Regions from separate parts of the Mus musculus genome. Here regions 2, 3, 4, 5, 6 and 7 are each linked to region 1. Evidence: chromatin loops called from intact Hi-C (ENCODE). Cell type or tissue: heart. All regions are shown on one strand. Region 1 overlaps Saxo1 (stabilizer of axonemal microtubules 1). Region 2 has its middle 7.2 kb from the start of Adamtsl1. Region 3 has its middle 130 kb from the start of Adamtsl1. Region 4 overlaps Adamtsl1 (ADAMTS-like 1). Region 5 has its middle 120 kb from the start of Adamtsl1. Region 6 overlaps Saxo1 (stabilizer of axonemal microtubules 1). Region 7 overlaps Adamtsl1 (ADAMTS-like 1).

What was found. Peaks named below come from ENCODE experiments on the same cell type or tissue, not always from the same donor. Only the 100,000 strongest peaks of a DNase experiment are listed, where the experiment ranks them.
Region 2: a loop joins it to region 1, with 5 times the contacts of the local background. A loop is called at or near these places in 8 of 42 quality-filtered maps.
Region 3: a loop joins it to region 1, with 4 times the contacts of the local background. A loop is called at or near these places in 8 of 42 quality-filtered maps.
Region 4: it touches region 1 in a loop (2.0-fold over the local background); 2 of 42 quality-filtered maps call a loop at or near these places.
Region 5: a loop joins it to region 1, with 6 times the contacts of the local background. A loop is called at or near these places in 8 of 42 quality-filtered maps.
Region 6: it touches region 1 in a loop (2.3-fold over the local background); 2 of 42 quality-filtered maps call a loop at or near these places.
Region 7: a loop joins it to region 1, with 2.4 times the contacts of the local background. A loop is called at or near these places in 2 of 42 quality-filtered maps.

Annotation. Positions count from the first base shown.
Region 1 is chr4:86,543,739-86,547,738 of GRCm38, reverse strand. All of the region lies in intron 1 of Saxo1 (stabilizer of axonemal microtubules 1), which reads left to right. Among named protein-coding and RNA genes, the nearest start is that of Saxo1, 13 kb to the left of the region's middle. In heart, a CTCF peak has its summit at 1,906 (motif pointing right); no DNase peak of the experiment used is centred here; H3K27ac peaks cover 519 bases.
Region 2 is chr4:86,044,810-86,048,809 of GRCm38, reverse strand. It overlaps a transcript of Adamtsl1 not described here. Among named protein-coding and RNA genes, the nearest start is that of Adamtsl1, 7.2 kb to the left of the region's middle. In heart, a CTCF peak has its summit at 1,726 (motif pointing left); no DNase peak of the experiment used is centred here.
Region 3 is chr4:85,920,024-85,924,023 of GRCm38, reverse strand. It overlaps a transcript of Adamtsl1 not described here and the pseudogene Gm8949. Among named protein-coding and RNA genes, the nearest start is that of Adamtsl1, 130 kb to the left of the region's middle. In heart, no CTCF peak of the experiment used is centred here; no DNase peak of the experiment used is centred here.
Region 4 is chr4:86,402,785-86,406,784 of GRCm38, reverse strand. The region is part of intron 23 of Adamtsl1 (ADAMTS-like 1); the gene reads right to left. Among named protein-coding and RNA genes, the nearest start is that of Gm33730, 36 kb to the left of the region's middle. In heart, no CTCF peak of the experiment used is centred here; no DNase peak of the experiment used is centred here.
Region 5 is chr4:85,930,114-85,934,113 of GRCm38, reverse strand. It overlaps a transcript of Adamtsl1 not described here. Among named protein-coding and RNA genes, the nearest start is that of Adamtsl1, 120 kb to the left of the region's middle. In heart, a CTCF peak has its summit at 1,781 (motif pointing left); no DNase peak of the experiment used is centred here.
Region 6 is chr4:86,484,854-86,488,853 of GRCm38, reverse strand. Saxo1 (stabilizer of axonemal microtubules 1) reads left to right here. Exons shown (of 4, transcript NM_001081096.1): 2 at 935-1,114. Among named protein-coding and RNA genes, the nearest start is that of Gm26017, 22 kb to the left of the region's middle. In heart, no CTCF peak of the experiment used is centred here; DNase peaks (open chromatin) are centred at 1,753 and 2,133.
Region 7 is chr4:86,383,799-86,387,798 of GRCm38, reverse strand. Adamtsl1 (ADAMTS-like 1) reads right to left here. Exons shown (of 29, transcript NM_001368621.1): 22 at 2,132-2,335. Among named protein-coding and RNA genes, the nearest start is that of Gm33730, 55 kb to the left of the region's middle. In heart, no CTCF peak of the experiment used is centred here; a DNase peak (open chromatin) is centred at 2,478.

The sequences.
Region 1 (4,000 bases):
GTCCTCTGCTGTATATGTGTTGGGGGCCTTAGACAGCTAGTATATGTTGCCTGGTTGGTGGCTCAGTGTGTGAGAGAGTTTGGGGATCCAGAGTTGAGACTGCTGGGTTTCCTATGCGGTTACCCTCCTCCTCGACTTCTTCTTGCCTTTCCCTAATTCAACCACAGGGGTTCTTGACTTCAGTCCATTAGTTGGGTGTAAGTATCTGCTTCTGCCTCAGCCAGCTGCTTGTTGGGCCTCTCAGAGGGCAGCCATGCTAGGCTCCTGTCTGTAAGCACACCATAGCATGCCCTCTCCATCCTCTCTCTCACCCAGTTCTCGCTCTCCATCTACCCCCAATGGCTGTTCTATTTCCCCTTCTGAGTGAGATTCCTGTGCCCACCTTGCTATTTAGCTTGCTTTGTTCTGTGGGTTATAGAACAAATATGGCAAATATTCACTTATCAGTGAGAAAATACCATATATGTTCTTTTGTGTCTGAGTTACCTCACCCAGGATGATATTTTCTGGTTCCATCTATTTGCCTGCAAAACTCATGATGCTCTCGTTCTTTTATTCTTTTATTATTTTATTTTATTTTATTTTTTGTTTTTTTTGAGACAGGGTTTCTCTGTATAGCCCTGGCTGTCCTGGAGCTCACTTTGTAGACCAGGCTGGCCTCGAACTCAGAGATCTGCCTGCCTCTGCCTCCCAAGTTGCTGGGATTAAAGGTGTGCACCACCATGCCTGGCTAATGTTCTCGTTCTTAATAGCTGAGTAGTATTCCATTGTGTAAATGAACCACATTTTCTGTGTTCATTCTTCTGTCATGGGACATCTTGATTGTTTCCAGCTTATGGCTATCACAAATAAGACCCCTATGAATATAATGGAGCATGTGTCCTTGTGTCATGGTGGCGCATCTTTTCAGTATATGCCCAGGGGTGGTATAGCTGGGTCTTCAGGTAGATCTATTTCCAATTTTCTGAGGAACCTCCAGATTGATTTCCAGAGTGGTTGTACCAGCTTGCAATCCCACCAGCAATGGAGGAGTGTTTCCTTATTTCTTGAGACCTAGAGTTCACCAATTTGACTAGGCTGATGGACTAGTCAGCCCTAGGAATCTCCCATGTCTGCCTCCCCAGTACTGGGGCAGCATGCACAGGCCGCTGCACTCAGCTCTTTTACACAGGTTCTGAGGAAATACTTTACTGACTGAGCCATCTAAATCCCCGCCTTTCAGTTCCATTTCCACCTCCTTCCTAGCTGGGATTGCTCATGGTGCTATTACAGTATCATTAAAAAAACAAACAACAAACAAACCATTAAGATCATATGACTTGGGTAATTTAAATAGCCCCTACCCTACCCCCATCCTATGAGAACAGAGTCTTGCTATGTACCCTTGGCTGGCCTGGAACTAGATATGTAGACCAGCTTTACTTCAGACTCGTGGAGATCCGCCTGCCTCTGCCTCCCAAGTGCTGGGATTAAAGGCGTGCACCTTCTAGATCTTTGCCTATGACAGTTCTTCATTGACTTGGGGTAGACTTAGAATTTACCCCCATGTGTCCTGTCTCCCAGACTCACTGGACTGTGCTGGCTACACTGATGTTCTGGCTGCTGACAATACTCTCTAAATTAACTACTCAGCGACACCAAACCACTCGAATATGGCAACTGAGCAGGGCCCAAATATTTTTTTTCAAATCATTAGAATGGTGTTTAATATCATGCAACACCTTCTGGGTTAAAGTCTTGAGTTTCTGGATTCTCTTGAAAAACCAAAATGACATGGCGGTTGTGTGCCTGTCTTTGTAAGAGGTAATGGCCAGGTGATACCCTGAGAAGACAGGCAGGCTTTTCCCAAATTGTTCTTGGAGAAAAGTAAGGGGGAATACCCAGGAAGTTTTTCCTCCTATTTCCCACAAGAGGGCAGTCTAATCTCTAAGACAGTAGATGCCTCTGGCTTTGTAAAGCTGCAGATATGACTTTGGTGAAATAATTTGTTCAGGCACCCACCTAGGTTTGAACACAAATCAGAATACAGCGTGGGCTTTGCTCTTTACGTCCATATTTTCACTGACTCCTGTCCTCGGGCCTGGTGCTCTGCCCCACCTGCAGCTCCCGAATCTTAACAAGCTTCTGTGTGAAAATCAGAAGGGGGACTTTTTGATTCTGTAGCGTCAGAGCCACAAGTTCAGCTGAGAGGGCAGCTATAAGAAGTCTAACAGGGGCCTTGTAAGGCAGGATTCTTTTTAGGGAAACACCCCAAGCCACAGAAATGGTCTCAAAGCCTAACATCTCTCGAGGCACTGTTTTGTGTTTCCTTTTTAGCTAGAGTCTTCTTCCCTGGTCTTGATCTATGTAGTTGAAGGTGACCTTGAGCCCCTACCCTCTTGCCTCCCACCTCCCAGGTACCAGAAACAGGCATTTGCTACCACATCAGGTTACCACAGTGCTCCAGATGGAGTCCGTGGCCATGGGTGTGCTAGGCACACCGTCTACCAACTGAGCTTTGTCTCAGCTCTTGGTGGTAATTCTTACTGGTGGAGAATCCCGAGGCAGAGCACACAGCCACAGGCATGCCCTGACGCTAACTAGGCCCTGAGGAGATGCTATGTAAACCCAGATGCTTGTTAATTCAGAATGAGACACATCTGCTGACGAGACCCAGAAAACTCAGTTTTTGCTAACTAGCATATTTTAATTTCAGGGAAAAAAAAAACCAACCCAAAACAAAGAACAAAACAAAAACAACCAGAAGTTAAAATATAAATTAGAGGCCCACACAAGGGTGGTGATATAATCTGACATTGAGGGTTCCTGTGATGTATCTAAGCCCTACACCAAGGGACTCAGAGTTTGTGGCGGCTCCCTTTCTCTGGCCGCGCTACGGGTAACTTGTTGTAGCTCCTTGCCTCTCTGTTCTCTGGCCCCACCTCTCCACATCTGTCCAGATGTACCTATCATGAGCTCACCCCATGAACTCATAACTAGGTATTCTAGATAAAGCTAATATTAAATTGGGTGTACTGGATATTATATATGTGTGTGTGTATCCCCATACATGCGCATACACTCTTGTGTATATATATGTATATTCATGTACCATATATTCATGTAATATATATTTATATAATATATATACAATATATATGTAATATAATGTAATATAACTTGTTGTGTATCCTGTTTTCACCCTAGCTTCCACCACGTTGGTTGCCCATAATCACAAAGGACCCTGACTCAGTCTTGGGTTTTACATTTTTGGGGTTAGTTCTGGCCATGCTAAGACCTTGAGTATCTATTGACATTTTTGCTAATTTTTTATTCATAAGCTTACTTGGAAGGATCTCCATGGGTCCCAGTGCATCTCCTTCTGTTGGTTATGTTAAAACCATCTCTGCCCTGCATTTCTAACGCAGCAGTTGCAGTGTTTGGTTGACAGTGTGTCGCTTCCATCCCTGCCTCCCCAGTGGGAAGTGAGAGTGGGCTCAGATGCCTCATTAAGTAGCTTGATAGGATTTGGAGAAATAGGGCAGTTAGAAATGAGTTATTTGGTACTAAAGTGCAGTGAAGCATGTATTTAAATGCCTATTTAGTGCTTCAAACCTGGCTTTGGCTCATGGTGCTGTTAGGAGAAGTAGGAGACTTAGTTCTATTTTTAAATCTATGCAACTGGCTGGCCATGCAAAACAGCTAGAGCAGTGTGGGCCACCGCTGTGCATAAACCTTAGCCATCTTGAGCTGTCTTTTGTAATCTTTTCAAGAAGTCCTTAATATTTGAAAGAGATTGTGTAAGGCAATGTATGTAAAATGCAAGCCCTGAGCTTGGTGTGCGGTGGAATGTCCCTCATTCGGCAACAGCCACAGTAATTGGGTCTAATGAAAGGTTTCCTTTCTGTAGTCTCACAAGAAGGAAGACTTTCCAGACCCACGGATCCTGTTAATCACACTGAAAGTTCCTAAAACAGCTGTGTATGTATACTGATTTTTTTTCTTAGATACTCCTCAAGAT
Region 2 (4,000 bases), 500 kb after region 1:
ATGGTTAAAATCCCTGACACCAGCCAACAGCAAAAGTGAATTCTGGGGACTTCTGGGAAGATAATAGCTGATTTTGGGACAAAGAGTTCAAATCCTAGTTTTTACACTTATTCTTAGCAGCTTTTTAAAGGAAATAAATGGATGGACCCAGGGGTGTGTGTGTGTGTGTGTGTGTGTGTGTGTGTGTGTGTGTGTGTGTTTGCTAGTTTTGACTGATTTAGACATTTGAGTTCTGGGAGAGTCATGCATCTCCATAAGGCTACAGGTGAGATTTTACTGTTTCTTGCTCAGAGTCAAGGAAGCATTATCAATCTACAAATACATGAGCTTCTTCTCTTTGTTTTCGTGCTCTGATGTTTTCTCTGTATATGAAAAATTTAATGAACTTCTGCAAAAAATGATCATAATCTAGACTCTGACCACAGTACATGACTCCTTTCCTACAAACCACAAAACAACGCTTAGAAGCAAATGCTTGACTGAACTGAGAAGACAGACTTATTTCTGACCTGTAAGCTTGAAGCCAGGGTTCTTCATTATTCTACATAGCTAGAGCTAGGTAAAGAATCTCAGAGGTTTACTACCGAATGATAGTCAATGAATGCTCAGTGCACACCTATTGTGTGCACAATTTAAGGATGTTGGAAGGAGTGAAACTGCATTTATTTATTTATTTATTTATTTATTTATTTATTTATTTATTGTGGCTCCTTTTGACACAGAGTGACTTATCAATGTAATTGCTGAAGTTTGAATTATGGTTGCAATATCCATGTATTAAACCCAAGTGTAATACATAAATCCAAGGGTCTTGATTCTTAGTTCGATACTATTTCCATGACATCATTCTTCACAGATAAAATAATTATTTCAGAGCCAGACAATGAGGTGAAGGACTGTTAACAGATTTATAGACAATACAGAGCGAGCAGGATGAAAACGAGAAAGCTGAATGCCTCTGCATGGCATTCAAGGTCCTCCACCGTGTGCTTCGGGTCTGAGAGAAAGTCACCCTCCAGCTCTGCTGCACACCTCCGGGTCTGGTGGACCTGTTATGCTCCTGTGGACCTGCTTACTCTGTCCTCGCTGCTGAGGCCTTCCATGCTAGCACCATCCTGCTGACCAAGGTGTAGCTCAGTATCACCTCCTCCAGGAAGGCTTCCTCCAAGTCAGTGGTTCTCAACCTTCCTAATGCTGCCCTAAATCTGCGGCCCTTTCATACAGTTCCTCATGCTGTGGTGACCCACAACCATAAAATTATTTTGTTGCTATGTCATAACTGTAGGTTTGCTCCTGTTATGAATTGCAATGTAAATATCTGATATGCAGAGGCCTGGTATTTGACTCCTTAAAGGGGTCAAGATCCACACGCAGAAAGCCACTGCTCTAAGGCTTGTGTTCCTTGAGACTCTTCTTTTGCTCTTTTGCTTGTTTTTAGATATTTGTAGGCATTCTTTAACCATCACCAGTATGAGACATTGTTCTGGTAGAAAATGTTTTCACTGTTGATCCTTTTTATCGTTGTTTTTGTAGGGTAGACGTTTAGCAGTCTGATCATGTTTTTTTTTTTCTGACTTCTTTGACTCCACATGGCTTTAAAGGCCATCTTCCTCCCAGTGATGGCATCTTTCCATATTCTAAATTGTAGTTTTAGCTTTAAGTGTATATCCAGCTTCTGTGGCAAACTGTAATTGTTTTCCCCAAACCCCTGCAAAACTGCTCCCCCATGTGGACAGGTATTCTTGCCAAACTTCTTTCTTGTGAACAAATTAACATATGTCCACAGAATATGGGAGGGACAAAGAAAAACAAGTGGGGGGGGGGAGGATCAGAGAAAAGAGTAATCAGGAACATTGCAAAAGAAAAGACAGTCTCTGAAACTAAGAACAAATAGAGATTGAATGTAAAATATAATTTGAATTTCAGCCAAGCACCCAAATCATAGAAAATCAGAATACTTTTCCTCAAAAACAGAATAGATCCTTAGTCTTCTTTTTTATCCTGCTAATTCAGTTGTGTTTCCAAACTAATAAATATATTAATGGTTTCCATACAAAATTAAAATACTTTCATGTGACAGTTATATGCATTGTGATGAAGAGTTAGTAGGTCCTATTAAATAATGAAATGACAAAAGAAAGTTCTTAATTTAAACTAACATGAGTTAATTTTCTTTTACTTTTAATTTGTGCTTTTTAATTTTGACAGAAATTATATATACTTATGATGTACAACAGAATGGTCTAAAATAAATATTCTGTGTAAAATAGATAAATCAAGCAAATGAACATGAGCATCATCTCCTATACTAAGGATTAATTTTTGTGTTGAATATATATATATATATATATATATATATATATATATATATATATATATATTAATTTCCAGAAAGGACTTGGAATCTGTTTCCTTCTTGAAATTATGGTGGTCCTTCTTAGCAAAGACTTTCATGAAGGAATTTGGAATTTGTGAGTATGATTTAAAAAAAAAAAAGGGAAAGCAAACTAAGGTTACAACTCAGAGAACTGGATAAAAGCCAAGGACAACCAAACATTCACCATGGATGCAGGTGTCCTGCAGGGGAAAGATGGGGTGTGGTAGAGAAACTCAGGTAAAGGAAGCCAGAGATTTGTCTTTTTTACACGTCCATTTCCGCCCCATTAGAATCCAAATCTGTTTTCCCAGCACAGAAATGAGCAGTGCTGGGAAGCCTTGCGTGTGGGAGGAGCCGTGCTATTCCCATTCAGACTGCAGGATGGTGGCTAGCCACAGGAGCTCTGGGAAACAGCTGGTCAGGACACAGGTGCCAACTGTGGGCATTCTTGTCTGCAAGAGAAGCAGCCAGCAAGCTTGCCATGTGAGAATGACGTGGTCATTCTCACGGGGTCCTTGGTGGGGACATGGCTATGCAAAATAAAGAGTTAGCAGAACCTATTAAATTATGAAATGACTGCAAGAAATTTCTTAAGTTAACATGAGCAGTTTATTTTCTAAGTTATTTGCTTTTTAAATTTGACAGATATTATATATAGTTATGATGTACAACAGAAGGGTAAAACATAACCATACTCTGTAAAATAGATAAATCAAGCTAATTAGCATCGCATTATCTCTGTGCATGCTGATTACTGTGTGTAAGCCCACTCCGTGCCAGTGACTGCTTTCTTAAACTCTGCCTTAAAGAGAGAAGCAAGAACATCGCCAACCCAATGGTTCTGTAGCCTGGTGGTTGGTCACAGCGTTTTCCCCGGTATGGCCCACCTCTCCCTCTGTTGCCACTTTCTATGACATGAACCAAGGCAGAAATGACCTTGACTGACTCAGAATGGACTTGCGGGAGTGTTTTCTGTCACCTTTGCCACAAATCTGCTAATAACAGTTTGATTTTTAAACCACAGTGGGCATTTTCAGGGCAATTTTATTTTAACTAAGAGATCTGTGACAAAACTTTTAACTGTCTCCCAATACCCTTTCTTTCTATATTTTGGGAATAAAGTCTGTGTGCAGGGCCAACCAGACTTTGTGGAAGAACCACACATGCATGCCCATGAGACCAAATGCTCCCCAAGATTGTGGAAGTAGAGGGAGGGAGTGTAGTTCTAAATGATGTGCCCACAGGGAGAGAGCCATCCCCTGCTTTGTCTTTCCTGGTTTTCTGGCTGGCATGAAGACTGGAGCAGCCTTCCTGCACAAGTTTACAATGGAAGGAGCCTTCCATTCCTGACACCCTCAAGCAGCACAATGCACCTGGAATTCCTTCTTGCACCCTTCAATGAGAGAAAGATGAGGGTGTGATACCCATAGGCTTAAAACACACGGTGTGTGTGTGTGGGGGGGGGGGCAGGGCAAAAGTATGCAGAAGCAATTAAACAGGCAGGCAGAGCTAAGCCCCAGAGCCAGACCATTTCATACTGGTCTATGCATAATAACCTTAGATGATCTGTGAATGAACAGTATGGCTAATGATGATCTTAGAAACACGCAAACCAAGCGCTCC
Region 3 (4,000 bases), 620 kb after region 1:
GAAGAGCAGTCAGTGATCTTACCTTCTGAGCTAGCTCTCCAGGCCTTATCGCTGACTTTTTTAGTGGCAAAGACTCAAAGTTTCTTCATCAAATATGGTTTTAGGAAAACTTACACATATTCTTCTATACAGCAATGTCAAAATGTGTAAACAGTGTATGTTATTCCTTACATGGGCTGATTATGCTCCCCATAAAGAGCATAGACTGTCTAACATGAGAAAACTTTTTTTTAGTTGTTAGTTCAAGAGACTCCCCAAACACCATAGGCTATTGAAGTTGACCTTGGTTGCCCTCCAGAGGTTGAAGGTAAAGTCTTATTTCTGAAACATTATGTACTTCAGACACAAGACTCAGAAGATTCAAGTTAGATCTTACCTGAAAGCCTCTTCCCCAGGACTAAATTTCATAGAACTGGAAGATGCTGTGTTAGTTGCCAAGGGAGGAAAGGAACCAGGAGTCCTACCCTGCTATGAGGTCTATGAACCATAGCAACGACCTGCATGGCAAGATATACTCAGTGGCAATAGTAACACTCAAATCTTAGCAGTAACAAACAGCTATCTAATTGAACTTAAGATCTGCCCACGAGGAGGGACATCATGCCTGGTACTGAAAACCTAGTTACATACTTACCCATGGCTAGTGAGGTCATAGATCTTATAACCACGTATTGCTACTTTAATATGCTAGCACAATTCCTAGTTATATTCTAGATCCTTATCCTTATGTCTACAAGTAAGTCTATCTTGCACTACCTATCAAGGAAGATTCTCTTGCAGCAGAGATGGTCTCAGCAGACAGAGACCATCACAGAAAACCACAATTGGTTAAAATACAGAGAACCACTGATTGCGGAGTCCCCAGCCCTCAACAGATACATGCTAAACACAGTCTCTGCACTCAAGTGAAGTGGAAATTTCTTTTATTTTTGGAGAGTCAGTTGTGTCATGTGATGTTTTTCTGGAAACTGTCTTATGCGTGGATGTACTTTGCTGAAGCAGACATGTGGGAAGAGATGCTGAGAACAGATGGGTAGTGCTTTTCTGAAGGCAGCCTGGAAAAAGGGCATGTGATGTTTTCCTAGAGCAGATGCTTGAGAGAACACGTACTATTTGGAAAGGGTATGAAGATAACCCAGCAGACGGTGGATCATGCTGTGTGGTACTGGTTCACCTTGCCGTCCTTTACAAGTCATCCTTGGGCTTTGCTGATCCTAGTCTTCACTGATGATGCTCTGTGGTATTGGTTTACCTTGCCACTCTTTGCTGGTCATCACTTTTCATGACTTCGTAGAAAGAAATGCCACTAAAGAGCGTCTGGTGGTATTCCAGCAGCTTCTTGCTGCTTTGGGATGATTGGCAGAACCTCACAGTTTCTTCTGAATCAATCTGTCATTGCTGACTCCTGTATGGGGTTTGTAAATGGATTGAGCTGCTGCTGCTGATTACTGTGAACTTAACTGCTGGTATCTTGACAATGCAGATTGGATTCACCCCAAAGAACTATGTCTAAACAGGTCCACATCCTCCTTTGCCCTATCAACACGTCCACTACCTCTCTGGTGTGTGGTGGACTAGAAAGGAGGTTAAAGCATTTAAAGACCCTTATTAAAACTAGGTTTTGAAAAATATAAGCCTGCACCTAAGGCTCAGGAAACATCATGGAAAAGGGAATTGAAAGATTGTAAAAGCCAATGGCTGTATCTCCTAGAAATGACGGGAAAGGTACATCTACGATAGCTCAACAATCTGGCTGCCTAAAGAAGACATAAGCAGTGAAGACCAGTAGATGTGCTAATGTAGAAGTGGGGGTTCTCATGGCCTTATGCTTAGGCAAAGAACTATAGGCAACTAGAAATATGGAGAGGGAGAGAGGGAGAGAGGGAGAATCAGTCTTTCACGTGAAGGAGTCCAATAGCTTGTTATTCAATATTAAGTGATCAGGCCTGAGATCCTGCACATACAAGAAGGAATACTAAATGGACTTAGCAGGCTGCTCAGTATCTATCTATCTATCTATCTATCTATCTATCTATCTATCTATCTACTTATATAACTATAATAAAGAAAACGAGTCTCTCTCCACCAACCAAGCAAGATACCCAAAGGCCAAGGTGAAGAAGGTGACCTCCCTCTGCCCCCTGCCTTTGTCAAGAAACAGGAGGCCAAAAAGGTGGTCAATCCTTTGTTTGAGAAAAGGCCCAAGAACATCCAGCCCAAAAGAGATCTAACATGCTTCGTCAAATGGCCCTGCTGCATCAGGCTACAGTGGCAATGAGCCATCCTCTATAAGCAGTTCAAAGTACCTCCTGCCATTAACCAGTTCACCCAGGCCCTGGACAGCTACTCAGCTGCTTAAGCTTGCCCAAAAGTACAGGCTAGAGACAAAGGAAGAGAAGAAGCAAAGGCTACTGGCCGGTGCTGAGAAGAAAGCTGCTGAAAAAGGGGACTTCCCAACTAAGAGACTACCTGTCCTCTCAGCAGGAGTCAATACAGTCACCACCTTGGTGGAGAACAAGAAGGCTCAGCTGGTGGTGATTGCCCATGATGTAGACACTATTGAGTTGGTGGGATTCCTGCCTGCCCTGTGTCAAAAGATGGGGGTGATCTACTGCATCATCAGGGAAAGGCCAGGCTGGGGCGCCTGGTCCACAGGAAGACATGCACCACTGTTGCCTTCACACAGGTAAACTCGGAAGACAAGGATGCTCTGGCTAAGCTGGTGGAAGCTACTAGGACCAATTACAATGACAGATATGACAAGATCCGTCGCCACTGGGGGTGGGGGCAACGTCCTGGACCCTAAGTCTGTGGCTCACATTGCCAAGCTGGAAAAGACAAAAGCTAAAGAACTCGCCACTAAACTGGGTTAAATGTATACTAAGTCTTCTGTACATAAATATAATTAGAAAATTAGAAAAAAAAAAAAGAAAGAAAAGTAGACCATGAATTTGAGAGGGAGAAGTATATGGGGGGGGGGGATAAAAAAGAAATTTCGTTGAAACAAAAATTTAGAAAATAAAACCAAATAAATAAAATTCAAGAATTCTATTTTTTAAAGGTACAACTATTTTGTAAATTAAAAGTTATGACTGAGTCATTAAGCTGGAGATAAGAAAAAGAAATCTAAGTCACAGTAAGGCAACTCAACCAGGGTTCACTATTCAAGTCTTGAACAAAGGAGACAAGAAAAGTGGAATAGTCTTAGTTAAGCTTTCTATGAGGTCTACTGTCTGTTTAGCCACAGATGGTTGGGAAACCTGTTGTCTGAAGCAGTCTCTGTGATTCTATTTTTAAAGCAGTAGACTATTTCCTGCGCCCTCTTAGTCCTCCTTACGAATACACATTACCAAGTGTGGCATTTCATCATATTTCCCAAGAGTCTTAGAATTAAACACTGGTGATTTAAAATGTCTCTTACTCATGCATTTCTCATTGTGTCATAGATATGACTAATCACACCTGGCACGTGAAGCTCTGAAACATTAAGGAGCCCTCACCACCTCTGCAAGCTCTTTTTAAAAATACCTTTTGGACCACACACAGATTTTTTTTTTGATCTTTCACCTTAAAAGTTATTATTTCTCTCCTTTCAATGAACCTGGTGCTTTAAATCTTCTCCTGCCAGATGATGGAGTGTCCTTATTAATCCTATATATAAGGCATTTATTTCAAATTATACAATTCATATTTTGGCATGCCACTTATTATTAATGTCTCCTTACAATTTTAGCTATTTCAAGACAATGAAATTTCAAATATACTAAAAGTCCCTCCAGCATTTGAAAATGCAGCTTCTCTTCTATGATGAAGACACAGATAAGAGGTTTTTTAAAAAAAATGATAATATATTTTTATTAGATATTTTTTCATTTACATTTCAAATTCTATCCCCTTTCCTAGTTTCCTCTCTGAAAATCCCCTATTGCCTCCCCCCTCCCCCTGCTCCCCCAACCCACCCACTTCTGCTTCCTGGCCCTGGCATTCCCCTATACTGGGG
Region 4 (4,000 bases), 140 kb after region 1:
AACCAAAGCCACAGAACAGCAGCAGAGATGAAGAACGGCTAATATTCATAGCAGGCATCCTGAGAGGCTGCACTGGGGTTCACTGGCAGGGCACAGGAAGGAGCAACTGCTGAGGAGGAATTCCAGAGTGCGGCGGAGGGGCGGGGCCACTGGGGCAACATGAAGACCTTCCCTGAATTTATTATTTGCACATGAGCCTCCTGGGTCCTGAGGCTCCAGGACCTTCTCAACAAAGTAAAGAAAATAATAAACAATGTGAAGGGAGAGAATAAAGATGAGAGTTAAACTGGAAAGCTGAAGGAGGAGAGATGAGAGCCATAGGAAGGCTCGGGAAGAATGAAGGTAGAAGTCTGCTGCAACCCTGTGGAAGGATGCTGTTGGCCAACTGCTGCTGGATAGTAATACATCTGGCAGGTGATGTCTGGCCTCTAGCAGGCAAGCTTGTGTGTGGGTTTTCAGGGACCCATAAATAGAGATATCTTAAGGTCAGAAACCCACAGCTCATATTGGGAAGTCCATGGCAGCCACTGGATAGGCATGTGAAGAGCTGATAGTGGCTGTTCAGCTGCATAGATAGTTGTTTGCTCTCTACATTTTTAGTGCTGCTGTGGCTTTTGAGCCACTTTAGGTATGCTCTTGGAACTACCACGGATCTATATAATCCATAGATTCCCTTGGGGCATTTAGCAGGCTTCCTGGAGGCATAAGGACATATAGCATAGTTCAGATTCTCTGGGCAAATTCAGACTTTTAAAAGGACTTTTTAGAGACCCTAGAACCAATGCTACTTTCTCAGGGAATTTGGGATTTGGAACAATCTAGGCCTGGGAGAGGCAAAGCACATACTGTCTAGATGGAACCAAGTAACCTTTGGGTTAAATTTTCTTCTTTCTGGAGACTTTGTTCTCTGGAGCATTCTTATCATGAGACTGAGGTCTGGAGTGGGAATATACTTAAAAAGGGCTGTGTACCTGGTCTCTGGGTAAATGATGGAGGTGTCAGGTCCAAATTCTGGCGGTGAGACAGCAGCCAGTATTCCTCTGGAGCCTGTGAAGCCAGTTACCCTATCTGTCGCTGGCAGGGGCTAGGAAAGGCTACTGTGGTGACGACTGGTACACCAGAGTGCATGTTGTCCTCTAGGCTCCCTCTGTTATCACAAGTATCTAACTCTTCCCACCGCCTCCTCTCCTGTAAACCTCTCCAGCTCAGGAGATTCCTGCCTCTAAACTCCTCATTTCTCCTCATAACCCTGCTAATTCAGCTGTCCTCTCTCGTTTGCTCCTCCCTCTCTTGTCTTTCTTTCTTGGTCCTCTCTCTGTCTCCATCTCTCCATCTCTTGCTGTCCCCTCCCCTATTCCCTTCTCCTGGCCAGGCCCAGTCTGCTGGCTATGTTCAATCCACAACATTCTCTTTCTGCTCTGGACTCTCCCAGATGTCTCTGGCTGGACTCTTCCTCATATCTACAATAAAAATATTCTCCTTAAACATACCTTGGAGTGGTAATGACATCAGTTTATTCAGAAGGAGAGACTGAATGTTCCCACAGAGCTTCCCAAATATGCTTAAATATACTAAAGACACAGATACCTAAATGTTTAGGATTAGACAGAACAGGGGCCTTTAGTTTGGATTTCTATATTCTACTTCATATATATATATATATATATATATATATATATATATATATATATATGAAGTATATTATATATACATATTTATGTATGTGTATATATATATATGAAGTATATTGTATATATATACAATTTTCTTAACATTTTACTATTAAATCTCTCTAAAGACCAAATACTGGAAATCCTAGATAATATATACAGAAAAACCACCTTTTCCTATCATTAAGAAATGTCCCCTCCCCAAATGTATTTTTGGTTATGATGATGGGGAGAAGGGTGAAGGGCAAGGTTCTGAAATGACAAGTGTTTACAATAAGATATTTATATATCGTAATCTGACTGTCAAAAACCACGATTAAAAACTGAGGAGTAGATTAGTGTCATAGCTGCTGGTAAGACAGCCAAGAGCAGGAGGGCTTTATCAGTGAGGGGTAGATAGTGGATATTTAGAGACGGCCATATGAGCTCCATCATTGCTTTCACTGTAGCTTGAAAGCAACCATAGGCAACATTTAAATGAATCAGCAGGGCTGCACCCAAATACAGCTTTCTTTCTAAAGAGGTGGCAGCCTAGAAGCTGTAGTCTAGGACATGAAATCATTAGGGTTTCTATATGCTGAGAACAAATGGTCCAGTAAAACCACTAAATGCCTGTGCAGTACATAGTCTTACCTCCAAAGAAAACAGCCATTTTTACCAGAGAAAGAATTCGATACCTCTTTTCCTAGTTAAAAGTTTCACTTTGCTGCTTTTTAAAAAATTCCAGTGAAAGTTCTTTATGGATTAAAAGTTCAAAAAAATGTAACAATCAAGAAACCCTTCAACTCCCACTACTTGGAAATAGACATCTCTGTATATTGTCTCTTCCAACCCCTCAGAGCCTTCCCATTAATACATAAGAGAGAGATCTACCCCAACCCTCAGAACTGTTGCCAAAGAGTCTAAATGTAAATGCACCTGAATTTTTTTAATTTATGTTATCTGTAGCGTTAATCACACACTCTCCAATTTGTCATGAACACCAACTGTGCTAAGGGTAATTTCTGAGCAGTTTTGTCCATGTGCACTGATGACTCTTACATCATCGCACTGAAGGAGCACTTCTGGGTTAATGAGCAACACTTAAGAGTATTGATAACCATTGACAAATTATCACCCAGAAGTGTGGTGCTAGTGCATGTTTTGGGCAACAAAGCGTTGTGGTTGGTATGTTTTTCTTCTCCATTCTTGAATACTATAGTCAGTAGACAAAACAATGGCTTCCATCTTGTAACGTTCATATCCCAATCCTGGCAACCTATCAATATGCTACTTTATGGGGATTGTACTTTATAGATATGATTAAGAAAGGATTTCAACTGGAGGGATTATTCTAGAATATCATGTAATCAAAGGGGTATCTAAAAGAAGGGAAACAGAGGTAATGTTAGAGAATTTGTGGTGCTCTCTGTCATCCTTAAAGACTGAACAACTGTCACAGCCAAAGGACAGAGGTAGCTTTTAGAAGCTGATAAAGGCAAGGGGTAGACGTCCATTTTGAGCTTCTGGATCAACCTTAATTTTAGCCTATTTATGTCTATTTTGAAATTCTGACCTCCACACTAAAACTACATTTGTGTTGTGTTATACCATGAAGCCTGTAGTATTTTGTTATGGCATTAATTGCCAATTAATAGAAAATTTGTGTTTTTCATCTTTATAAATTTCCTACCTGATGAACAATACTTCCTTTTTTTTCTTCTTTGATTTCAGGAAGATTGGGTCTTCTGTTAACCCTTTCTGCAAGTCAATCGGTAAATGTTGATGGATCACAGATCTCTTAGAGATTCTGAAGAAATCTCTACTACTTTGTGAGAAGGAAAACACATTTATATGTGCACGGGTGTCAGCCCCAGAACCACAAAGTCTTCCTAGAATTACTGATCTCTCTCTCTCTCTCTCTCTCTCTCTCTCCCTCTCCCTCCCCCTCCCCCTCCCCCTCCCCCTCCCTCCCTCTCTCCCTCCCTCCCTCCCTCTCTCCCTCCCTCTCCCCTCTCTCCTTTTTTATTGCAATAGAAAATTGACTAAGATTCTCTTGGTGGTGCTTTGGTGATGGTGAGAGGATGGCAGTGAGATGAGGATGGGTCTGTGTGAGGACAAGGCAGCAGTGAGAGGAGATTGCCTCTGGAGATAGGGCTTAATCAAATTAGTAAATATTTTAGAACAACAGAGGCTATAGACATGCAAATATAGAAAGAGGAAATAGAGACTAAATTCTATAGTGTGGTGTCAGAATTGGAGATACGAGGGAGAACTCATGGTTTAATGTATAGATAAGTATAGAAACTATACATAACTGTGCATATACATGCTTATGTATAGGTCCAACA
Region 5 (4,000 bases), 610 kb after region 1:
GGGATCCATCCCATAATCAGCCTCCAAACGCAGACACCATTGCATAAGCCAGCAAGATTTTGCTGAAAGGATACTGATATAGCTGTCTCTTGTGAGGCTATGCTGGTGCCTGGCAAACAGAGAAGTGGATGCTCACAGGCAGCTATTGGATGGAACACAGGGCCCCCAATGGAGGAGCTAGAGAAAGTACCCAAGGAGTTAAAGGGGTCTGCAACCCAATAGGTGGAACAACAATATGAACTAACTAGTACCCCTAGTCGGCCATCCTTGGGAAGAGAGGCCCCTTGCTATTGCAAACTTTATATGCCTCAGTACAGGGGAACGCCAGGGCCAAGAAGTTGGAGTGGGTGGGTAGGGGAGTGGGGGGGGAGTGTATGGGGCACTTTGGGGATAGCATTTGAAATGTAAATTAAGAAAATACTTAATTAAAAAAATTAAAATATTTTGTATTACATCTTTCCATGATTAACTGATTGCTTCTAGAATTTCCCAAATAACTGACATTTAGCTCATTTTGAGCACCACCTGAAAAATGTGATGTAGAGAATCATATTACAAAACAGGTGCTCTGGAGGAAGCAAAGGACATAGTTCTAGATTCTGAACATCTTCAGTGAGGTTCTCTCAGTCCCAAGCTCCAAAGTTGGGATTTACATTGTGGTCTTGTGAGTGTGCCCTGGAATTTAGCCTGAAGGAGAATATGCACTGTGTATGGGCTTTTGAATCTTTCCTTAATTGAATTACCTATTTATGATTCATCACATCACTTGTCACACACCTACTATACATCTGTTTTCTCTCTTTTCCAGTAGAAACATAGCGTATTCTATACTGTCCTGTAGAAATGAAGAAATCATAAAAATTTGAGTATAAGTGGAAAACTCTTTGTACTAAGCAAAAGGATTCTCATTTATAATAATGAGAGAAATTTATAACAACAACAAAGTTTTTGAATTATTATTCCATAGAAAGATATTGTTTGGCACAGGAATATTTAGTTATCAAATGCTAAAGAACCTACCTAACAACTTAAACAAATGCTTAGACGTATGGTTAATATAGCACTCTATGCTTAACCAGAGAGAATAATTCTAAGAAAGCAATAAATGCCTAAATTGTAAATAGTTTAAAGTTATGTCACACTAAGGGTTTTGTATATATATAGTGAAGACTCAGAGACAGACATTACATACATGTGATAAACTTTAACTTATAAATAAGGCAAACTAAGAGTTTATGAACAATAAAATAGAACAATGATAATATTATAGTAAGTTTTATTTTAAATTATATATTTTTTAAAATTATACATTTAAACTATAAATGTTACGTAAATTGTGGTACATCTATACAATGGAACAGTATACAACTATTTTAAAGATGATGTAAATATGTGTATATATGTTTTTATGGATATGTATATAACACATACATAAACTATGTCAGGTTGTGGGAAAAAGTAACAAAATGTAATATATTCTTCTATAAAAGAAAATAGGTCTTTTATAGATGCACTCATCTTTAAAATACATAAAGTATATGCAATAAAAACATTAACAGCAATGTAGGTTTTTATAAGGTCAATTGATTACTCTTAATTTTTACTTTTTAAAAAGTTTTTCTACATATGCATGTCTTAATTTTTTAGTAGGTAGAAACAATAAGGTTATTTTCAATTTCAAATTGGGATTTCCACCCTTCCTCTCCTGCATAGACAAAGATAGTAATTCATATGTTTTATAACACATAAAATCAAAGATATGCCTATGACTTTCCATTGCCCTCTGGTGGAAAAATAGAGTAACTTTATGAGAATGCTTATTAGCTAAATTACATCCAATAAATATCTGCATTCTAAGTCAGGTAAGTGATAGCTTTAGCACCATAGGTAGACTTGTCTATCTTTATTTTTGACTAAACCTTGAAGAAGGAAATAAGCCAGAAAAATCCTCTTGATTAAAAAAAAAAAAGTAAAGAAAAGAAAAAAGAAGAAGAAAGACAAGAAAGGTCACTTTAGTTAAGCTTGCAGATTAATAATACTGTATTTTAAATGCATCAGAAGAAAGCAAACACTTAACATTTCCTGGCTCATAATGAGTGCTGAGTTAGTGTTTGTCACTTTACTATTGCTGGTCTTCTCAACATGGTAAGAGTGTGCTGCAAAAATACACACAAGGTAAGAATATGAAGAAATCACTCCCCTCAGGGCTTTCTTGTCCCCTGTGCATGGACACTTGTACTCTAAGATATGGGCGACCATTTAGAAAAGGTTAATGCTACTACACCATAGTCCAGAATGGAAACATATTTTCCTAGGGGTGCTCGTAGACACATTATGTCAATATTCTAGACTATCACAGTTTATCCCTAACTGTATAAAAGGCCTGTGGTTGGCTTAGTCATGATGTACTAAATATGCATATTTGCTTACATGTGTAAAATTATATGTAAAAGAATTTCCGGGCGCCATCTTCAGCTCCAGACGGCCGGCCACCTTCCTGGTGAGAGCACGGGGGTCTGCCCGGCCTGAGAGGTTTGTGTCACAGGCGCCGGCGGGAGCCTTCTTGGCTCCGGGATTCCGCGGAGGGCAGGCTGCACGGGTGACCGTATGGAATACAGAGGCCAGCCATTTCTGGTACGGGCGAGAGTCGCAGAGCTTCTGGGGCGGCGCCATCTTCGGCTCCAGACAACCGGCCACCTTCCTGGCGAGAGCCACAGAGCTTCTGAGGCGGTGACATCTTCGACTCCAGGCAACCGGCCACCTTCCTGGCCAAAGCAACACAGCTTCTAGGAAAGATCCTGTTTTGGGCCTTCACCTTCAGCCAGGAGGAGGTCCAAACACCAGATAACTGTACACCTTCCCCGAAAGAGGAGAGCTTGCCTGCAGAGACTGCTCTGACCACTGAAACTCAGAGGAGAGAGCTTGTCTCCCACACCTGCTGATTGAGGGTAACAAAATCAACAGAGGAACAATCTCTTAACAAAGACAACTATAACAACTAACTCCAGAGATTGCCAGATGGCGAAAGGTAAACGTAAGAATCCTACTAACAGAAACCAGGACCACTCACCATCATCAGAACCCAGAACGCCCACTTTGCCCACTCCAGGACACCCTAACACACCTGAAAAGGTAGACCTGGATTTAAAAGCATATCTCATGATGATGGTAGAGGACATAAAGAAGGAATTCAATAACTCACTTAAAGAGATACAGGAGAACACTGCTAAAGAGTTACAAGTCCTTAAAGAAAAACAGGAAAACACTGCTAAAGAGTTACAAGTCCTTAAAGAAAAACAGGAAAACACAACCAAACAGGTAGAAGTCCTTATAGAAAAACAGGAAAACACATCCAAACAGGTGATGGAAATGAACAAAACCATACTAGACCTAAAAAGGGAAGTAGACACAATAAAGAAAACCCAAAGTGAGGCAACGCTGGAGATAGAAACCCTAGGAAAGAAATCTGGAACCATAGATGCCAGCATCAGCAACAGAATACAAGAGATGGAAGAGAGAATCTCAGGTGCAGAAGATTCCATAGAGAACATCGGCACAACAATCAAAGAAAATGGAAAATGCAAAAAGATCCTAACTCAAAACATCCAGGAAATCCAGGACACAATGAGAAGACCAAACCTACGGATAATAGGAGTGGATGAGAATGAAGATTTTCAACTCAAAGGACCAGCAAACATCTTCAACAAGATTATTGAAGAAAACTTCCCAAATCTAAAGAAAGAGATGCCCATGAACATACAAGAAGCCTACAGAACTCCAAATAGACTGGACCAGAAAAGAAATTCCTCCCGACACATAATAATCAGAACATCAAATGCACTAAATAAAGATAGAATACTAAAAGCAGTAAGGGAAAAAGGTCAAGTAACATATAAAGGCAAGCCTATCAGAATTACAACAGATTTTTCACCAAAGACTATGAAAGCCAGAAGAGCCTGGACAGATGTTATACAGACACTAAGAGAACACAAATGCCAGC
Region 6 (4,000 bases), 59 kb after region 1:
GGTCCGCTGGAAGAGCAGCCAGTGTTCTTGATCACTGAACTATCTTTCCAACTCTCTGCATTGACTCCTGAGGGAGGGAAGGGTTCTATTTAATGTTCTACTTTTTGGATATCAGCTGTTTCCACCAAGTACAGGTATAGCTCCTTCTTTTGACGGGGGCAAAGGGGGGGGGGATGAGGAGGGACGTCTGTGATATTTTCCTTTCTAGTGTTCCAGACAGGGTCTAGGGTGGACCTCAATGGCCTTCAGGCTTCTAGTCCTCATGTAGCTACCCAACATTCTTCCTCTCCCACGTAATTGCTGAGACCCTAAGATCATGAGCTGAAATTGACCCAGAGGTCCAGTTCCAAAGCTGTTCACCAGAGGGGATCGGTATCTGCACTGGGGTTTAGGTTGCACCCTAATGTGTGAAGCTTCCAGGAAGGGGTGCTCACTCAGGAGGAGAGAGGTAGCAAACCACAACCCTTATCTGGCATTCCTGGCCTGTGACCAGGACAGGGCCAAGGACATGTCCAGCTTCTGACCAAGGATAACAGGACTCCTGTGTCAGGAATCTGGAAGCTGCCTGATCAGTTTCTACCTCTGGTTTCTCAGAGGGGCAGTTGGGTCTGGTGACTCGCAGAAGAGTTGGACACCAAAGTAATTTATTAGGGTGTAGACCATTTTAAACACTTCCACAAGCAGTGTGACAATTGACAGTTGAACATCAGCCATGCTTGCATGTAATTTTATGATCCACATATTTCGATTAAACGGTTGAGGCAACCTTTTAAGTTTTGACATGTACATGGTAAAATAGAGGAAAGGAAGGTTAAATTCTGAATTTTAATGGCAAAAGCCAGTCTGCATCACATTTTGGAGGACAAGAATTTTCAGACTGCATGTATTCCTGTCAAGAAAGTAACTAAGCAGACTCCCCATGTATCTTTTGTAGGCGGCATCGCTGTCCACATCTCCCTACGAAGATTTATGATAAAACAGAGAAAACACGTCTTCTCTCCGAGTACACCGAGAATTATCCGATCTATCAGTCTTACCTGCCCAGAAATTCCTTCAAGCCCGAGTGGTGCTACCGGAAACCATCTGCACCAATGGAAGGTCTGACCACATGCAGGTGAGGGCAAAGATTGGCTGGTAAACAAACGGATGACCTGAAACTAGTAATGTATAGTGTCATGTCAAGGTAACAGCGTGCAGTGTGGAATTCAACATCAGAGCCTTAATGCTAATGTACTAGATAGCTCTGAAAGAGATTATTGTAGTTGTTAGCTTTCTTAACTATTACCAAACACTCTCTTACTAATAATTCTTGCCTGTTGAAGTGGAGGGTCGGGTCTATATTGGTCTGTCTTACTTAAAGGTGGTTAAGTTAAAGGTAGAAGGAGAGGGCCTGCTGCTGGAAAAGGAATTTTTGGCTTTGTGGAAGGTTCCATAACAACTTGGCTGGAAAACAAAGACTGGTAATAAAGAATGAGCCCTTCTGTTGTGGCGCTATGGATTTTGAATTAGAGACCCCACAAATATTCAAGATATGCAAAGAACATACTTAATTTTCAATTGATCCTGCTATACTCTAGTTGGTTTCCAAGTTGAGATTGCTAGGATCTAGGGTCATGTAGGCATGGAGTTGCCTCTGTCAATGTCCTGGAGGTTCCTATTGCCAGGGGATGGGGAAAGTGCTCAGTCTGAGGGTTCTGCACTCACAAGACTGTGTATTTTCCATTGACAGTGTGGTTAGTGGCTTCCTGATGGTGATGCCTGGCTTAGTCATCTGTGGTGTTAGGAACATCTTTGAATGCAGTTGGGTGGAATTTTAGGTCCAGCCAGTCAGTCTCTCGTAGAAACCACCTGAACCTTGGTGTGTTCTTGGTCTCCCTATCCCTCATCTCCAAAAGACAGGATTTCTGTGCTGTGGAGCTAACAGTGTACCCCATTTGTTCCCTCACAGCACGTGGGTAGCACACATGCGTGGACAACTTGCTGAGTGCCCCCCCCCCCCCCCCGGTTCACCTATTGCATGGTAATTTTGTGTGGTTTTAATAATGATTCCAGCTGGCCCGAGGTGGAACATGACATCTTTTTCCCAAAATAATGGAAACTTCCTCTCTTGAGAGTTTGACTTGTAAGTGTTCTTATCTAAAAACCAGGTGCTGTATGCTAGACTCATAGAAGCCATGTCTAGGTTAGGGCAGGAGGTCATCTAAGGGGAGGAATGAAGCTAAGGGATTTCTAAGCTTGGTAGGAGCTACTGGACAGGGACATCTTGAGAAAGGCAGGAAGCTGAGGGATTTGTCTGATGCCTAGCAGTTATTGTACGTGACCTGGTTTAAGGACAGTGGTTCTGGGTCCTGGTACATTTGAACAATGCAACTTACAGCTGCCTTTTTCAACCTACAGCTTATTAAATGACATGAACCTGAACCTTACAGTTTGGGCTTCATTTTGCTAAGAAAATATCTTCTCCAGGGCCCCAGAGCTCGCAGCAAAGACTGTGGGCTTCTCCCGAGCTTTGCTGCTTATTCTGAGAGACTACAGGCCAAATCAAGGAGGCGTCCTGTGCGCATGCGTGGTGCACTGGTTTGCAAGGGATGAACATAGCATTGGGAACTGACTTCAGACTTCATTTTCTACTGCGGGGTGCATCAGTTCTCACCTTTTTACAACCAGTTTTCAAGAAAGGAAGAACACTTTGTTGTGAGATCAAAGGCACTAACTTTAGCAACGTTGTGACGGAAAAGTATTTTCTGTCCTGGAAGTATAGGACAGAAACTGATCGAGACTTGATTTTTGCGAGATGCTCTTGTTCATGTCTAAATCTTAGGAGAACAAACACACATCCATCCTCTGAGGCAGGATCCCGGTCCCACTGCCCAGCTCTGAGGCCCTCAGACGTGGAAGCCCTTCATATTTTCCTCCTTCCTAACGCAAAATACTAATCTCTGACCTGAGCTAAGTTATCTTTGCCCGTGTCATTTATAACAATAAACCCATCTCCCAGCAGGTTCCCCGCCTCAACCAGAGCCACAGTAACGATAAATCCAGTTTATATCAAGAGGTCCCTAGCTACTGAAAGAATTTCCCATACCATTAAGGATTACAGAGCTTTAAAACAAGAGAAAGGGGTGGAATCCAGTTACTAATGGGGGTGGGGTGGCGTGGGGTGGGGTGGGGAGCCGGCCCGGGAGCTGGGGTGTACCTCGGTCACAGGGCACTTGCGTATCACCTGTAAGGTTCTATGTTCAAGCCCAGAACCTGAGGTTGGGGAGAAAGCTTATAGCAGATTTTTTTTTTCCCTTTTATCCTTCCCTCGAAAGGGAAGTCAGGCACAAACTCTAGTGGCGGCTACTCTGCTGTATCTCACTCGCACTGCTGTCTCACATCCCAGACTGAGGAAAAGCTGAGTTACTCTCAGGAATGTAAAGCAGCTTGCCTCCCCTGAGGCTTTTAGGGGATGGGATGTGTCATCTGCGTGGATTGTCACCCCTCCACTCCCATGGTACTCCACTCATTTCCTTATCTACAGGTGGACCCTGTATAGCGTCTGAGGCTGGACACCACGCTCCCACCTGCTGCATGAAAAAGTCATTTGGTGTCCCGGCTTGGCTGAGTTTGGTGATTAAGTCCAGACACAAACCCCACCTGGCTTCTGGAAAGGTTATCATCCCAGCACGAGGCCTGATTACAGCTGCACACAACTCTTACTGACTATAAATTGTGGGGATTTAAAGCAGGTGTCAGAAGGGGAATGCCTGCGAGTTCCAGTCCTTTTTACTGGGAAAAAAAAAAAAAAAACAACCTTTTTTTTTTTTTTTTTTTTTTTTTTCTCTTTTAAAAACTTTGCAGCGTTTGGTAATTCTCCTGCAGAGGACTTGCCTTTAGTTTAGCTAGATCCAGCATCAAGTTATGACAAAAGTTAGCATTTCTAACTTTGCCTCTCATTAGGCTGTCAATAGACGAAAGACTTGGGAGCCCACTTGGGACAATATTTCTGTTGCCTAAG
Region 7 (4,000 bases), 160 kb after region 1:
AATACTCCAAGGAGTCAGGGCTGAAGTCTTCAGTGGTAGATTTGCACAGGCCCTTACCAGGTGCGTGGTATTTTGTTAGCACGTGTTAGCCATGTACATAAATAAGTGTTGATGGTGTCTACTTCTGGAACATTTTTGTCTTTATGGCTTTGCCAAAGACCATCACAGAGAGAACACAATGGTGAATTGTGGATCATATATCTACATATGAAACAGAGAGCATTCAACCCCTTTTATAGGGAAAATGTGTACTTAGAAATCCACATTTTGAACTTTGGCTGTGCCATTGTGCTTAGGCGGGTACACATTCTACTGGGCCTTAGCTGCTTCATTATAAACATCTTTTTAAGTAAACAGCCATAGTCAAAGTGTCTTTAATCCTCTTCTCCTCCATTACTTATTTATTAAAAGCAAAAAGTGAGAGCTAGTTTTGTCTAGGAAATAACCTATTGTCCTTGGACCAAATGTCAGCCTCTGCTTTTGTTCCTACAGCTTCTACGGCAATTCTTGTGTGTATGTGTGTTCCTATTCTATCTTCCCAGTGGGAATGTAAATTCTTCAGGGGCATATTCCCCTTCATTTTCCCCCTAAAACCGTATGTGAGTCCACATAAGGTAACACAGACATGTCCACTGGCTACATGGATGGATGAGAACCAATGCCACACCCTTCCATGCTGAGCTTTCAGACTAGGAGTTAAGACACAGGACTTGATATGAAATTTCATTTTGACACACAGGATTTCCCCTTTAAGAATTAAGTCATATTACCACCAATAAAAAAGAAATATCTTCATATTGATTTGTTAACTACACTAAGACTTCTAGTAAAGAAAAGCCCATCAAAGCATCTGAACAGAGATCATCTTCCTCCAGGAGATTTGATTATAATGGGGAAGGCATCACGCTCATCCACTGTATTCATATGATCATACTCTATTTGGAATGTAGGAAGAATTGGCTCAGAGAAAATACTTCATTGCTAATGCCACAGTGGTGCTCCTAAGTGCCTTCCCATCTTTGCTATCAGAGATGACAAGGAAGAGTCATCTTTACTGGGGAGAAAAATCCTACCAGAGAGCACAATCACTGAGTATGACTGCAGAATAACAGCGCAGCTGATGAAACCCGGCAGAAAACAAATGACATCTTTCTATCCTCTGAGCCAATTTTCGATGGCTTCTTATGAAGTCTGGAGGTTTCTGCAGCCACCAGTGAGATGAAATGCAACTGGGCCCTTGGCTTCTGAGTGAGCAGGAGTGAGGTTATGCCATCAGCGGTAGGTGTGAAAATCCAAGTGTAAGTACACAGTATGTTGATGTATACATGCGTGGATGTCATTATTGTTTCTCACATTTTACACCCTCCCCTTAGAAAGGAAGCTCTCTCTCGGCGAGAGAGTCAGGATATGGGCTCTAATTATTCCACTACTTTTAAAGGGTAAGGACCCCCCTAGAAGCTTTTGTTCAATGTCACCCCCCCAATTCAGTGGAAAAGAAACAGAAGGTGGGCAAAGCAGGCTATAGCTTGCAAGATGGCCAAATTCTGTCCTAGGGGAAACATCACGGTGGCCAGTGACCAGGGACCATTCTTACTAGTAAATGATTATTTTACACAAGGACCTGTGACAGACTTTATAATAAGGAGTTCATATGCTTGGGACATGCATGCAAAGATCTTATGCAGACTACCTGGAAATAGATGAGAAAAGTTTAACATATATGACACTGTTTTAAATCCATGTTTCTCATTTGCTCTTCAAAGAAAAGCCTAGCATGGGAATTAAAAAAATTATTTTTTCTTCTTCTGCCAGCTCCAATTGATGACCCTAGTAGGATGGGAAATCCTCAATTGTTAGGTTTCCCATAGTGAACAGCATCTAAGATTTATCGGGGTGACTAACTCATGCAGTGCCACAAAGGATAAGTAACAAGAGGTGGAGCCAGGTCTTACACGCAGCTTCAGCTGGCTCCATACTCTATTTCTGTTGGAAGCACTGACTGCAGGATGAATGGATAAAGGGACACTGCCTCTATTTGATGGTCTGAATTCAGTAAGGGAAAAGGGAGGTAGAGGGTTGGGCAGTCACCCCCATGGTCCAACCGAGGGTGTGACTCTAAGGAGCTTTTTACCTAGAATCAGGAGCTGCGTGCTCTCTGTCTGTTCTCCGTGTAGATTGGCTGCCCTGCAGGAATACAGGCCTTGATCAGAGAAGGACACATCTGTGAGCAGCAAGGAGCCCTCATGCAGGTGGTGGGAGGAGCCCTCATGCAGGTGGTGGGAGGAGCCCAATTTGCTTTTATTTCTGAACCAGGTGACTTCAGCTTCAGGTACACCTAGAGAGACAAAAATAGGCTCATCAGACAAATGTTCAGGTGAATCCAGGACATTTAGAGGCTCTGGCCAGCCCAGCCTGCCCTGCAGGAAGCATCTGCCTGGGCGTCTTCTAACGTACTTCAGCCAAACCAAACATCACCTTGGACTTCTCACTGTCTCTGGAGCTTTGGCTTTTTGAGACTTCTAGAGACGGAGCAGGAAAGGGTAGGCCAGTTAACCGGGGAGGAAACGGTGGCAGCTGGTAAAGGGCACTGGCCAAGTTACAAGGATGTTCAACTTCTTCGGAGAAAACATCATAAAGCAGAAAACCTAAATGTATATACTTCATAAAAATGAAGATCCTACAACTGAGTGAGACAAACATAGTGCTCAGTATAAAGAAAACAAAATCCAGAAATAGCAATATATCCCACCTGATTTCATGTTCGTAAGTGATATACAAAAACTGGTATTTTACTCTCATGAAGTCTCACCAACATAGCTGCTTAACAAGACAGGAGCAAGAACCACACCAATAGATCTGCTAACATGGAAAGCAGAATTTCATGGGGCCTCAACCCTAGACAAAGAACTACAGGTAACTAGGGAATGCCGAGAGCAAGGGAAACAGTTTTCCCCAGGGAAGACCGCCAAACTGCTATGCAATACCAACTAGGCAGCCCAGAAGACATATACATACAAGTGACATTGTATGGACGGAGCAGGCTATACTTATGGAGGTCTTTAATTTGAGAGAGAGTAGCAGGGTGGGGGAAGGTGGGAGAGGTTCATGGGAAGGACTGGAGAGAGGACAGGGAAGGGGAAGTTATGAAACTATAGTTTTATTGAAAAAATAAAACAGAAAACCAAGCAGCATTAGTTGATGTTAAGCAGCAGGAGGATGAGTGGGTCCTTTGAGGAGTGGAATGAACACAGGGCGGCTGTGACACACAGAGAGAAACAGAGGCTGGGTCTTTGGCCCTGCCAGTTCTTGACTTGGAAAAGGTCAGTTGTGGCATCATTTTTATACATATACTTATTTTTTATATAAGCTTTATGTTAAGAATAAAGCCAAAAGACATAAAACATCAAAATCCATTTTTGACCTAGACAAATGACAGCTGCTAGGAAGCATGCTTCTATTTTTCAAGCTGCCATGGCTTCAATAAGAAAAAAAAAAGATTATGTGCGTGCATGCTCATCTGTGTGTGGGGATAAGCATGTGGATGCAGGTGTCTACAGAGGGAGGCCAGAGGCATCAACTCCGCTGGAACTTGGGTAACAGGTGGCTATGAGGGCTCTAGGAACCTAACTCATATCCTCTGTGAGAATAGCAGACACTCTTAACCATGGAGCCATCTTTCCAGTCTCTCTCATTTGGATTTTGTGTCCTCACAAGTCCCATGTCTCCCCAGGCACAATCTTCTGGTTGGAAGAACTTCTAAGAAGTGGGTCTAAGTAGATGGTCTGTGGGAGGAACACCTTTGAGGACAGGTCAAGGGATCCCAGACCCCTCTTACTCTTTTGCCTCCTGGCCCTGTGGTGTATGGTTTTCCTCTTCTACACACCTATCTGGTGATCTGTTATGTAACTACTGAGTCAAAGTAACAAGCCAGTTGATAACTGACTGATGCTTCCAAAACCGTGAGCCAACAGGAACTTTTCTCTTTACGAGTTGGTATCTT